Regions from separate parts of the Homo sapiens genome. Here region 2 is linked to region 1. The links are chromatin contacts, found by Hi-C or POLR2A ChIA-PET in ENCODE. All regions are on one chromosome and are shown on one strand. The core of a region is the stretch at or near the end of the contact, and the rest is flanking DNA. Distances in the headings are between cores, read along the strand shown.

What was found. A loop is a pair of places that touch in the nucleus more often than their neighbours do. ChIA-PET counts read pairs that join two places held with the same protein, here RNA polymerase II (POLR2A).
Region 2: a loop to region 1 is called in a map of psoas muscle, with 2.0 times the contacts of the local background. The contact joins two enhancer-like sites. A Hi-C loop is called at or near these places in 3 of 168 maps with a recorded cell type or tissue (CD4-positive, alpha-beta T cell, PC-3 and psoas muscle). POLR2A ChIA-PET finds 5 or more read pairs at or near these places in 2 of 52 experiments (H1 and activated CD4-positive, alpha-beta T cell).

The regions. Positions count from the first base shown.
Region 1 is chr1:114,078,910-114,084,435 of GRCh38, forward strand. No RefSeq gene overlaps it. Among named protein-coding and RNA genes, the nearest start is that of SYT6, 72 kb to the right of the region's middle. RefSeq lists an enhancer at 1-33. Within about 2 kb of position 2,505, at least 9 of the 41 ENCODE cell types and tissues checked have a DNase peak (open chromatin) inside an H3K27ac peak, as active enhancers do.
Region 2 is chr1:114,037,053-114,042,737 of GRCh38, forward strand. No RefSeq gene overlaps it. Among named protein-coding and RNA genes, the nearest start is that of OLFML3, 60 kb to the left of the region's middle. RefSeq lists enhancers at 1-572, 1,157-1,739. Within about 2 kb of position 3,804, at least 2 of the 41 ENCODE cell types and tissues checked have a DNase peak (open chromatin) inside an H3K27ac peak, as active enhancers do.

The sequences.
Region 1 (5,526 bases), core at 1,255-3,754:
CTGTAGTGGGGACTGAATTACAGTGGCATTGGTGTGGGGTGACCTTCAGGGCACTGGGCAAGGCTCGCAGAGGGGGTGCCTTTGCTAACACCCCTCCTGTGCAAGTCTGGCAGTGTGTTGCTCATGGGGCTGCCGGCCAAATGCCAGAGAGGGAAACAGTCACACCCCCAAACTGTTCATGAACAGACCTAAGTAGACACACAAGTCCCATCACAGGGGAACACAATCCCCCTATGAGCTGTGTCTGGGTCAGGGTCTTCTCAACTTAGGAACAACCATCCCATGCCAGGTAAAGCCAAATCTCTAATTCTGGGCTTAATGTTCCTTGATGCATGTGCCTGGACTTTGTTATGCATCAGAAACACCAGCCAGCTTGTTGAAGTGCAGATTCCTAGGCTCCAATCTAGTGCATCAGAGCTTCTGTGGGTAGCAATTTACATTTTTAACAAGCTTTCTAGGTGGCTCAAATGCACAGTAAAGTTTGAGACGCCGATGGAGAGCGTCCTCTGTTAAATCACACCAAGACTTCTTTCTTGCATTGTCCATCACAGACCACGTTTGTGGGGTTACTATGTTAACTGTTTTCTGAATCTCATGCTGGGTATTCTGAATCTGGGTACTTGACTCTGGTTTTGGCTCGTGTGTCCTCCCCTCTTGGCTGTAGGTGCCTCCTCTCTGACAGGCTCCCCATGATGGGGCACCTGGATGTGCAGGGCAGCGGGAGGGAGCCAGGCGAGAAAGGGCACGAAAGAAATAGGACACCAGCTTCTAATAAGGGAGTGTGCCCAGCACCGGCTCAAGGTATGGGAGGGAAAAGCACTATCCCCTGCAGGGCTCTTCTGGAAGGCTTTTCAGGAGAGGCTGTAGTTAGGCCCCAAGAATAAGTGGGATTAGGTTTCCTGAGACTAGGGAGGGTATCCTGAAGATACAGAGTATAAACAAAGCATGGTGAGAGGAGGGTGTTGCATTTGGCCATAGAAACGGGTGCTGAAGACCCATGAAGTGTTTTGAACACCAGATTAATGCATTGTCAGTTTCATGTAAGGCAAAGTGCTTGGTAATTTTTAAAGCTCTATGCAAACATTAATCATTCCTTTCTCCTTCTGTGGGCAAAAGGGGAGTTAGTAAAAAATTATGAGTAATAGTGGGATGCCTGGCAAAGGTTTTAGGATGAATAAATTACTAGGGAAGTGGAGAACAGCTTTTTAGGGGTTCAGAAGCAGTTGTCCAGGGGCTGAATCTTATTAGTTTGGCCAACAGTGTTAGCTTTTCAAAAAAAATTTTTAAATTAAAAATTTTTTTTTTCAGACGGAGTTTTGCTCTTGTTGCCCAGGCTGTTGTGCAATGGCACGATCTCGGCTCATTGTAACCTCCACCTCCTGGGTTCAAGTGATTCTCCTGCCTCAGCCTCCCAAGTAGCTGGGACTACGGGTGCCTGCCACCACATCCGGCTATTTTTTTTTTTTTTTATTTTTAGTAGAGATGTGATTTCACCATGTTGGTCAGGCTGATCTCGAACTCCTGACCTCAAGTGATCCACCCACCTTGGCCTCCCAAAGTACTGGGATTACAGGCATGAGCCACTGTGCCCAGCCTTTTTTTTTTTTTTAATTTGCATTTGAATGTCTTTAAATAGAGCTTTCACCTTCCAGTTCCCACAACCTACAACTCTACGTTTGTTTTACAGCCTCACACATTTACACCTGCTTAGCCCCAGAAGGTATTAGAGTTTTTAATCTCTCAATTGGCACAGAGGAGGGTGAGAAGTTGAAATTCTAGTAGGAGAGATAACAGTAGTGGGAAGTAGTGAGGGCCCAGAGAGAGTGGGGCAGTGAGATAAGAAGAAGGAGACAACACAGAATAAGTAAATGGGACACGCTGGCGGATTGAGGGAGAGAGGGGAGTCAAGGGTTAAACTGATGGGACAATGCTGCTGAAGTCTGCAGAGGCTGAGGAGCAGCTCTGAAGGATATGTTGGGTTTAGGTTGTGGCAGGATATCTCAGGGCCTTGTCTAACGGCAGGTGACAATTTGGGCCTGGTGCTCAGAAGAATAATGGTAGCTGGGGACGCAGGTCAGCCCTGGCGTGGAGGCAGTGGGTGAAGTGGAGGTGGAGGTGAGTGGGGGTAAGAGTGTGCTGGGAGAGGGTGGAGGGCTGGAGGAGCCTTCTCACTGAGGAGGTGTGCAGAATAGTCAGGATGGCAGCAAAGCTGGATCTCATGCAGGATCCTTGAGTCAGAAAAGGAGAGAACCTCCAGGAGGGAGGGGCTGATTGGCTGCCAGAGGCACTTTGGCAGCCGAGGAGAATATGGGTTGGAAACACGTCCTTTAAGAAGCCATTGACTTTGAGCATCGGTGAGCAGGTCAGCAGGGGTGAGCGTCGGCATGGTTGGGCTCTGCTCCTTCAGTAAGGGAGCACTGAGGCAGTGGAGCTCCGCCTTTGCCTGAGGGGCTGGTATGGACTCCCGGCACAACCTGGCTCTAAACTGGACAGTGGAAGGGTGGCCTCTGCTCTGACCTGTCACTGTGTCTTCCCTGAACGGCTGTGCTTGGCCAAAGCTGAGCTGTTCATAGTTGTCCCACACTAGCTCACTCTGCGCCTCTCCCCAGATGGCCTAGAAGACCACGGCCCTCTCTGCTCCTCAAGCCAGAAGCTGCTCTCGGGTCAATAAGCTCGGGTTGCTGGAACTTTTCGGACTGCCGAGGTCACTTCTGCTTCTGGGTTGTCTGACCACTGGCCAGTTTTTTGCTTGCTCTTTAGCGGCTCTTCCTCCTTGTAGCTCAGCACCCTGTGAGGTTGAAGAGGCGGCTGCTCAGCTGTGGCTGAAAGTGAGGAAGCTCCCTTTAGGGGGTAAGAGTTGGAGTTTGAGATGAAAAGTGTTTGGTGCCGCTTGGCTTGACATTTTCCCCCAAAGTGAAAATCCAGCTGGCTTGTTCCCCTGGTTTGTCTCTGAAGCAGTATCTGGTATTTATAGAAGACTGAGCCAAGGGCCAATCAGCTCAGAATGGAAATGCCTGAGCCTGGAGTTCTCTGGGGCAACCGTCTCCTGGCTTTCTCTCTCCCTGGAGTTCAGCTAAGGTTTTCTCTCGAAAACTTTCAAGCCCTGAGAAGTTTGAAGAGACACAAACAGGGGAAAGGACCCTAAAGCACACTGACTGTCTTTCTCTTGGCATCGACGTCTTGTGTGTTTTTTTATGGTTGATAGCAAGAAGGTAGCTGAAGAGCTAGGAGAGTGGCCTGGTGTGGGGCGCAAGGAGCAGCTGCAGCGTCCAGCTGTCTAGGGTGATGGGCATAGTCTCCTGTTCCTACAGCCTCTAGGACGTCCTGCTTCTGAATTATGTGCCTGTGCTAACCTACTGGGACAGAATTGTTGTTTTTAGCATGTACCTTCCAGCTGCAAGGAAAAGGAAGGGGATATTTGACATTTTAAAAGACAGCTGGAATGAGTGAGATATCAACTGACACATTCATTAAATGTCATCACTTTTGTTTCTCTTCCACATTCAGTGCTTAAGTTATTCTAAATTAATTACCCAGCCACTTGATTTATTCCTTACACCCCCCTCTGTGCTTCCTGCCACCATCTCCAGGCTTAAGAGCAGCACAAGTTACCCGGTTGTAAAGGCTGAGCAGGGGCCTTCAGAGAAAGAGGAGACTGTCCAGGCAGCTAGGCTGCAGGATGCTCTCACAATGGGGTCAGAAGCCGAGCCTGACCACTGCCATGAAAGTTGTCATCCCCCTGTTTTACAGATGAGGGAAGTGAGGCTCAGAGAGGATAAGTGATCCATCCAGGGCAGACTGGGGAGGCTCAAGGAGCCAGAATTTAACCCAGGTCTTCTGCCTCTAGGCTCTTGAGCTTACCAAATGTATTGGTGTCAAAGAGGCAAATCTATTTTCACGTGCTAGGTAGCCACAGGGATTAAATAAACTGAAGAATACAATTTCACACCCCCCTCTGGCCCTTACTTCCTTGTCAGGGAGAGGGAGAGCCAGGTGCAGGAGGACAGCTACAGGTTAGCATCTAGAAGGCAGATGAGGAATCTCTCTGCACAGTAAGTCAGGTATATTTGTATCATTCGGCAAAGAAAGTTCTTAGTAATTTAAGGAAGACAATGTGTGAAGTTTGTCTGGCTCTTTGATTTCACAATCCATTTTAACTGCTGTGTGTCATTGTTGGTAATTTTTCCAGAGAGATGAAAGACCATGGTACAAAGGGCCATAGCCCTTTCAACTGTGATTAGCAAGTCCTCTGTCATCTCAGGGACTCACATTTCCACAAACAGAATTTCTAGCCCCAGGTTTCATTCCTTATTGCTCCAGCCTGAAATGTTCCCACAGGCCTAGCCTAGGTACAGACTGTAAGGTGAAGCCACAGAGAAAAGCAGAAATGCTACATGGCTCACGAAAGCCTGGGGCATCTGCCCACATTGGTGCTCTGTGTATCTCTGGATAATCTCTGATGTGTCACCAAACTTCCCCAAACTGTGTGGAAAAAAGAGCCACCTCAGGGAAAAGAGTCACATATCTCCTCCATTCCTTTCCCCAGTACTAATTTACTGTGAGTTGGTTGCCCTCAGGTGAGATTGCTGCAGGAGGTGATTCACAACTCTGGTACTGAAAGGAAAGAGATGCAAGGAGGCAGGAGAGCTGAGCTAGCCTGTGGGAGTGCCTGAGTTTGCAGGGTTCCTCTGAACCCTCCGTATTGTCTGCCCTCTCCTGTGGCAGCTCATCAGCTCATCACCAAATTTCCTTTTTCGTCAAGTCTCATGGCTCAGGTTTTGTCTGGAGCTGCATATTGTAACAGCGTGATGAGCTCTCCTGCCTTTTTGAAGCTCAACACTGCTTTTCAGTAGAGCTGTGAAGTTATACTGACTTCATTCTTCCTTGCATTGTCCATCATTTGCATCATTGTCATTTGGGTTTACTGGCTAGGGTTGGGTTTGATAGGCAGATCCCACAACTCTTTAGCTGCTCCTGGAGGAGTAATTGATATGGGGGATCAAATTAGTATGGATGACTGATGGTTCTCAAAGAGGCCATCACGGGACCCTCTCCTGGAAGGGATGAGGCTGGGGTTTCAGAAGGTACATTTAGGGGTACACCATGAAGGGATATGCATAGTTGTCTGGGTTAGGTAATCCTTCTCTAGGATGTCTTAAATCTCAGGTATTTCTCAAGGTTTGGTTTTACCATATTACAGAGTAATTTTCTATTTCTTCGTTTGTCTCCTCTGAATTGTGAGCTCCTTAAAGAGCTATGTTTTATTAGAAGGCAGTTTAGCATCATGCTTAAGCATGTGAGCTCTGGGATTTAATTACCTGGGTTCAGTTTCATGATCTTGGGCAAGCTCTTTACCCTCTTAGGGCTGGAGGGAGAATTAGATGAGATTTTGCATGTAAAGCACTTAGAACAATGCCTGGCATATAGTAACTGCTTAGTATATGTTAGTTATTATTATTATTAAATTTGCATGTCCTCATCTCTAACATGATACCTGATATACCTTAGATGCTCAACACATGTGTT
Region 2 (5,685 bases), core at 2,554-5,053, 41 kb before region 1:
TCAAATGTTTCTAGAAGGTTATTGTCAGGCCTCTGAGCCCGAGCCAAGCCATCGCATCCCCTGTGACCTGCACGTATACGCCCAGATGGCCTGAAGTAACTAAAGAATCACAAAAGAAGTGAATATGCCCTGCCCCACCTTAACTGATGACATTCCACCACAAAAGAAGTGTAAATGGCCGGTCCTTGCCTTAACTGATGACATTACCTTGTGAAAGTCCTTTTCCTGGCTCATCCTGGCTCATAAAGCACCCCCACTGAGCACCTTGCGACGCCCACTCCTGCCTGCGAGAGAACAAGCCCTCTTTGACTGTAATTTTCCTTTACCTACCCAAATCCTATAAAACAGCCCCACCCTTATCTCCCTTCGCTGACTCTCTTTTCGGACTCAGCCTGCCTGCACCCAGGTGAAATAAACAGCTTTATTGCTCACACAAAGCCTGTTTGGTGGTCTCTTCACGCGGACGTGCATGAAAGTTAAACTCTGCCATTTTGCCTCTTAGTGCACATGCTTGAGCCCACTTGCCCAACTCCCGAGATCTTATTGGGAAGCTGCTGATCACACGTTTCAGGTTTTTTCTATCTATTGGGAGACTGCCTTTCCCTGGCACTGGCTGCGATCAATTATTATTTCAGAGAAACAGTGTAACAACCACCTGACCATCACCTGATGGTTGCCTGATGTTTCTGGTTGGGGGGCCTCTCTCCTGCCCTGCTCATGTCTGCCTAGCTACGTACTGTAACATGATGACCTAAAAGGAAGAAGCTGAGGCAAAATTAGTACAAGTTGAGAGGTTATTTGGCCAAGCTTGAGGATTGCAACCTGGCAGCAGAGACTCAAGTTGCCATGAATATACACTCAAACTAGTGGTAGTTACAAGTGGGTTTCCAAAGGAAAAGAAGAGACAGAATTTATGTTAAAAAAATTCTTGGTAAACAACTTAGGAACTGCTTCTTCTTTATTGATTGATTGATTGGCTATGTGTCATTCTTTGTATCACAAATTCCATTCCTTTGAATGGAATGGAATTTAAATGGAGATCCTTTAAATGGAGTTTGTGATACAAAGAACACAAAAACATGAAGATAATGGGTGAGGCAGCTAGTCAGGAACAAAATGCCTTTAAACAATTGCCCCCAGGACAGGCAGGCATGGGTATGTGAGTACCCTCCTCACCTAACCGAATTCCCATACTCATGTCTCTCTAGACCTGATAAATTTTGTAGACCTTACTTACCTCAGACTGCTCTGAGCTATTTTTCTTTCCTCAATTCAATCAGCAAATGTCACTGAGCAAGTACTATGAGTCAGGCATGGTGTTAGGTGGTGAGGATAGAGCACCTGGTTTATGCCTTCAGGTTTTAACAGTATTGTACACCGAAAATAAAACACTAAGCTCTCAGCTGGCTGATGGACCCTCTCTTCAGCCAAGGGCATTCCAAAATTAGCCTGAAAAACTATTCAGGCCATGATGGGAGGTGGGGGACATGCCTCATTGTACCTTCCTCCTGTTGGAATTCAGGCACAGCTGACCAGCATTAACATTAAAACAGAGACCTTAAAACTGAGAAAACAGACTCTTTAAGTCTGACACGAAACATTTACAATCTATTCTCTCTGAAGCCTGCCATCTGAAGGTTTCAACTGCATAAGAACTGTGGTCTCCACAGCTCCTTATCTTAAGTCTGATATGAAACATTTACAACCTATTCTCTCTGAAGCCTGCTACCTGGAGGTTTCATCTGCATAAGAACTGTGGTCTCCACAGCTCCTTATCTTAAGCCAGATACTTCTTTTATTGATTCCAGGTCTTTATATAAACTTTTTCAACCAATTGCCAGAAAACCTTTGAATCTACCTGTGACCTGAAAGCAGGCCCCTGCCCCATCTCATCTTCCTGAACTGAACCAATGTACAGCTTACATGTATCGATTGATGTCTTATGTCCCCCTAAGATGTATAAAACCAAGCTGTAGGCCAACCACCTTGGGCACATGTTCTCAGGATCTCCTGGGGCTGTGTCATGGGCCATTATGGGTCACTCATATTTGGCTCAGAACATATCTCTTCAAATAGTTTACAGAGTTTGGCCCTTTTTGTCAACAGCATAAATAGATAAATAATAAAGCAAACTATAATTGCATGTGGAAAGTGGGAGCAAGCCCAGTACGTTAGCTTGGGGTGAGGTGAAGTCAGGCATACACTCCTGGAAAAGAAGACTTCCAAACTGACACCTGAAGGTGAGTAGGAGTGAGGCAGTCTCAGGATGAGGGTTGGTGGTTGGGGAGGCAAACTTTCCAGGTGGAGCAAACAGCTTGTATAAAGGCCCACAGGTGAGACAGATCTTGGTGGTGAAACTAGTTCCTTCTGGTCAAAAGTGGATGTCAGGGGAGGTGAGCCAAAGCAACATCACGAATAGCCTTGTAGACTTTTTGAAGGAGTGTAAGGCTGGCAGCAGTGGCTCATGCCTGTGGTCCCAGCACTTTGGGAGGCTGAGGCAGGAGAATCACTTGAGCCCAGTAGTTTGAGACCACCCTGGGCAACATAGAGCCTGTCTCTACAAAACATTTTCTTTTTTGAGATGGAGTCTCACTGTCACCCAGGCGGTAGTGCAGTGGCAAGATCTCAGCTCACTGCAAGCTCCGCCTCCAGGGTTCATGCCATTCTCCTGTCTCAGCCTCCTGAGTAGCTGGGACTACAGGTACTTGCCACCACACCTGGCTAATTTTTTTTTTGTATTTTTAGTAGAGATGGGGTTTCACCATGTTAGCCAGGATGGTCTTTATCTCCTGACCTCGTGATCCGCCTGCCTTGGCCTCCCAAAGTGTTGGGATTACAGGTGTGAGCCATCGTGCCTGGCCAGTTTTCTTTTCTTTTCTGTAAGGATTAGTGGTAAAACCCTTAAGATGCAAAGGTTATTCTTGTTTAGAGAAGCCTGGTAGGAATTAAATTGGGAAGACTGTGTACTGTTGAGTGGGGATTTTGTGGAGGGAGGAGTCTGATAGGAGTTGATGACTGCTGGAAAAAAGAAAACAAATTAATTTGCAGGCCTGAGGAAGAGGGATTGTGTTGTTTTAACATATGTCCACAACTTCTTAGGCACTACTCCCATCAAAAGTGTAATCATAATCCTAATAGCTTCATTTGCCCAATGTGCAGCAAGTCAATATACTGAGATACCAGGCACTGCAGTGGACAAAGAGTTTAATCATTGTAGGGCAGCCGAATGAGGAGACAGGAAGAAATCTCAAATCCACCTCCCAGGGAATTTGGAGCTGGGGATTTTGAGGGGTTTGGAGTGGGCCAAGGTGTGGGGATCATTGACTGGTTGAAGAGTGCAGGGAGAAGTCATGGGTCAGGGAGATGAAGCAACTGCATTCTTATTCAGGTTTGGTTCCTCTGTGGCGAGTCTTCAAACTGGTTGGTTTCAGTAGTTTCACAATTCAGGATCTGAAGAACATCTTAAGCAATTCTTAACCAAAAGATTCTAAGATCAGAACGTCTTAAGCAATTCTTAACCAAAATGATTCTAAGGTCAGAAATCCTGCCTAATGGGAGCAAGAGGGATGTGAATAGTCAGTAACTAGTGTTACCTGACTTTCAGTTACAAGGATGTGGCCAAAGTGCAGCTGATTAATACTTTATTATAACTATGTTTCTACCCAGAATCCAGCATGTGATTCCTGTGAACCCTGTGAAGACAGTTTCAAAGGTGGAGTGTAATTCCTATTGCCTTGAATGTGCACCAGTCTGAGTAATTTGCTTCTAATGACTAGAATGTGGTGAGAGTGATGGTCTGTGGCTTTTGAGGCTACGTCATAGCAGGCATTGCTTCTTCTGCCCTGCTCCCTCCTGGACTGTTCACTCAGGGACAAGCCAACTGCCATGTCATGAGGACACTCAGGAAGCTCCATGGAGAGGCACTCATCAGCAGTAACCAACTTGCCATGACCATGTGAGTGAGCCACCTTGGAAGAAGGCACTCCACCCTCAGTCAAGCCTTTTGGTGATTTCAGGTCCCAGCTTTCAAGGCTTCCAACTGAGACCCCAGGTGTTCCATTGTGCTTTGTCTAAATTCATGACACACAACAACTGTGAAGTAATAATTATTTTAAGCCACTCAGTCATGGGGCAATTTGTTACATAGTGATAGATAATTAACACAGGAATACAGATAGGTCTGGACTAAGAGGTGACTGTAAATGTTTAACCAAAGACAAAACCTTTTATTCCTTTATAGTGGACTTTTACACATCAAAGCTTCATCCATGTATTTACTCATACATGCATCTATCCATCCATCTCTCCATCCATCCATTTTCCACCCTCTCATCCTTCCATCCACACACCCAACTACCAAACCATCTATCCATCCATCCATCCATCCATCCAACAATTGCTCCATGAGAGCAAGAACTCTGTCTTCCTTATTCATTTTTATGTCTCCAATGTCCAGAACAATGTGTGGCACATAACACTCAACATATATTTGTTAAATGAATGGGTAATTAATTTTTTCCCCAATCTTCAGAGAGTTCTCAGTGTAACGGTAACAGATAAGAATATCAATAATTGGAACTCAAAGAATGCTACAGTAGAGATGGATATGGGTATCCGGAGGACAGAGGAAAGGCATGTGATTCAGGGCTATAGGGGTACAGTGGAGTCAAGAAAGGATCTGATGTCCAAGCTGAGTTTTAAAGAATAAACAGAGTTGCCCAGGAATTTGAGGCAGGGCTGGCCTGAGAACATATGGAGTATATGGAGAGTGGCTACATTGTGGGTGCCTGGAATCCATTATTCTCTTTATTTGAAGGAGTGTGGGGTGGTCAGAAGACACAGGTGTAAGGAAGCTGCATGACCTGGCCTCAGGAGCAGCAGGAACATCTTCAAGGTAGTTCTGTGCTTTTAAGGAAATCCAGTCCCCCTTTAGGCATCTCCACCTGACCCAACACCAACTGGCTTATTCTTATCCTCACTCACCTTTTCTCTACCTTACCTTTTAATTTCTATAATCTTGGTCTGCTCATACTTTGGTTCATTTTATCTGCCTGTCTAGTTAACACATCATCACCTTATAAGACTCAGGTCAAGAATCATCTCTTTTATGATAAATTTTCTAGATCAGTCGGCCCCCTGGTAGACTCGACCTATTCTTACAGCCCTATCCTTGCCTTTCATCCTGCTGCTTTCAACACCTGCTGCTGATGGACTCATGTTCTTGGGTTTCCCAGTTTGAATTCCCCAGGGAGAGAATCTGATTGATTGGTTTTATCTAATTATGGGTTACTAGTGTGCCTAAAGTCTGGCTGCCTTCAGGACAGGTGCCTGTCCTTGATCCAATCAGCTGTGGCATAGGGAGGTGTCAGGGATATGAGGTAAAAAATAGCCCCCTAGGGCTGCCTGTGTAGCAGTCTGACAGCAGAAAAATCCCCTTAAGTGGGGCTAGGAGCTATAGGAGGACAAATGGCGGGCAGAAGGTTTTGGATCTGGTAGCAGACAGCTTTTGGTGCCCAACATCACATTCCCTTGGCCTACCTCTGGCTTTAGTTGCTACAGTGGTGGAAGGTTCTATGCAAGCCCAAGCCAACTGCTCAATGAGAAGTTTTACCACAAGCAGGCTCCACCTTCTGCCCCAGGAGTCTCTGAGGCCACAGCGCTTCCCTTGAAGAGGGTCGATGGCTG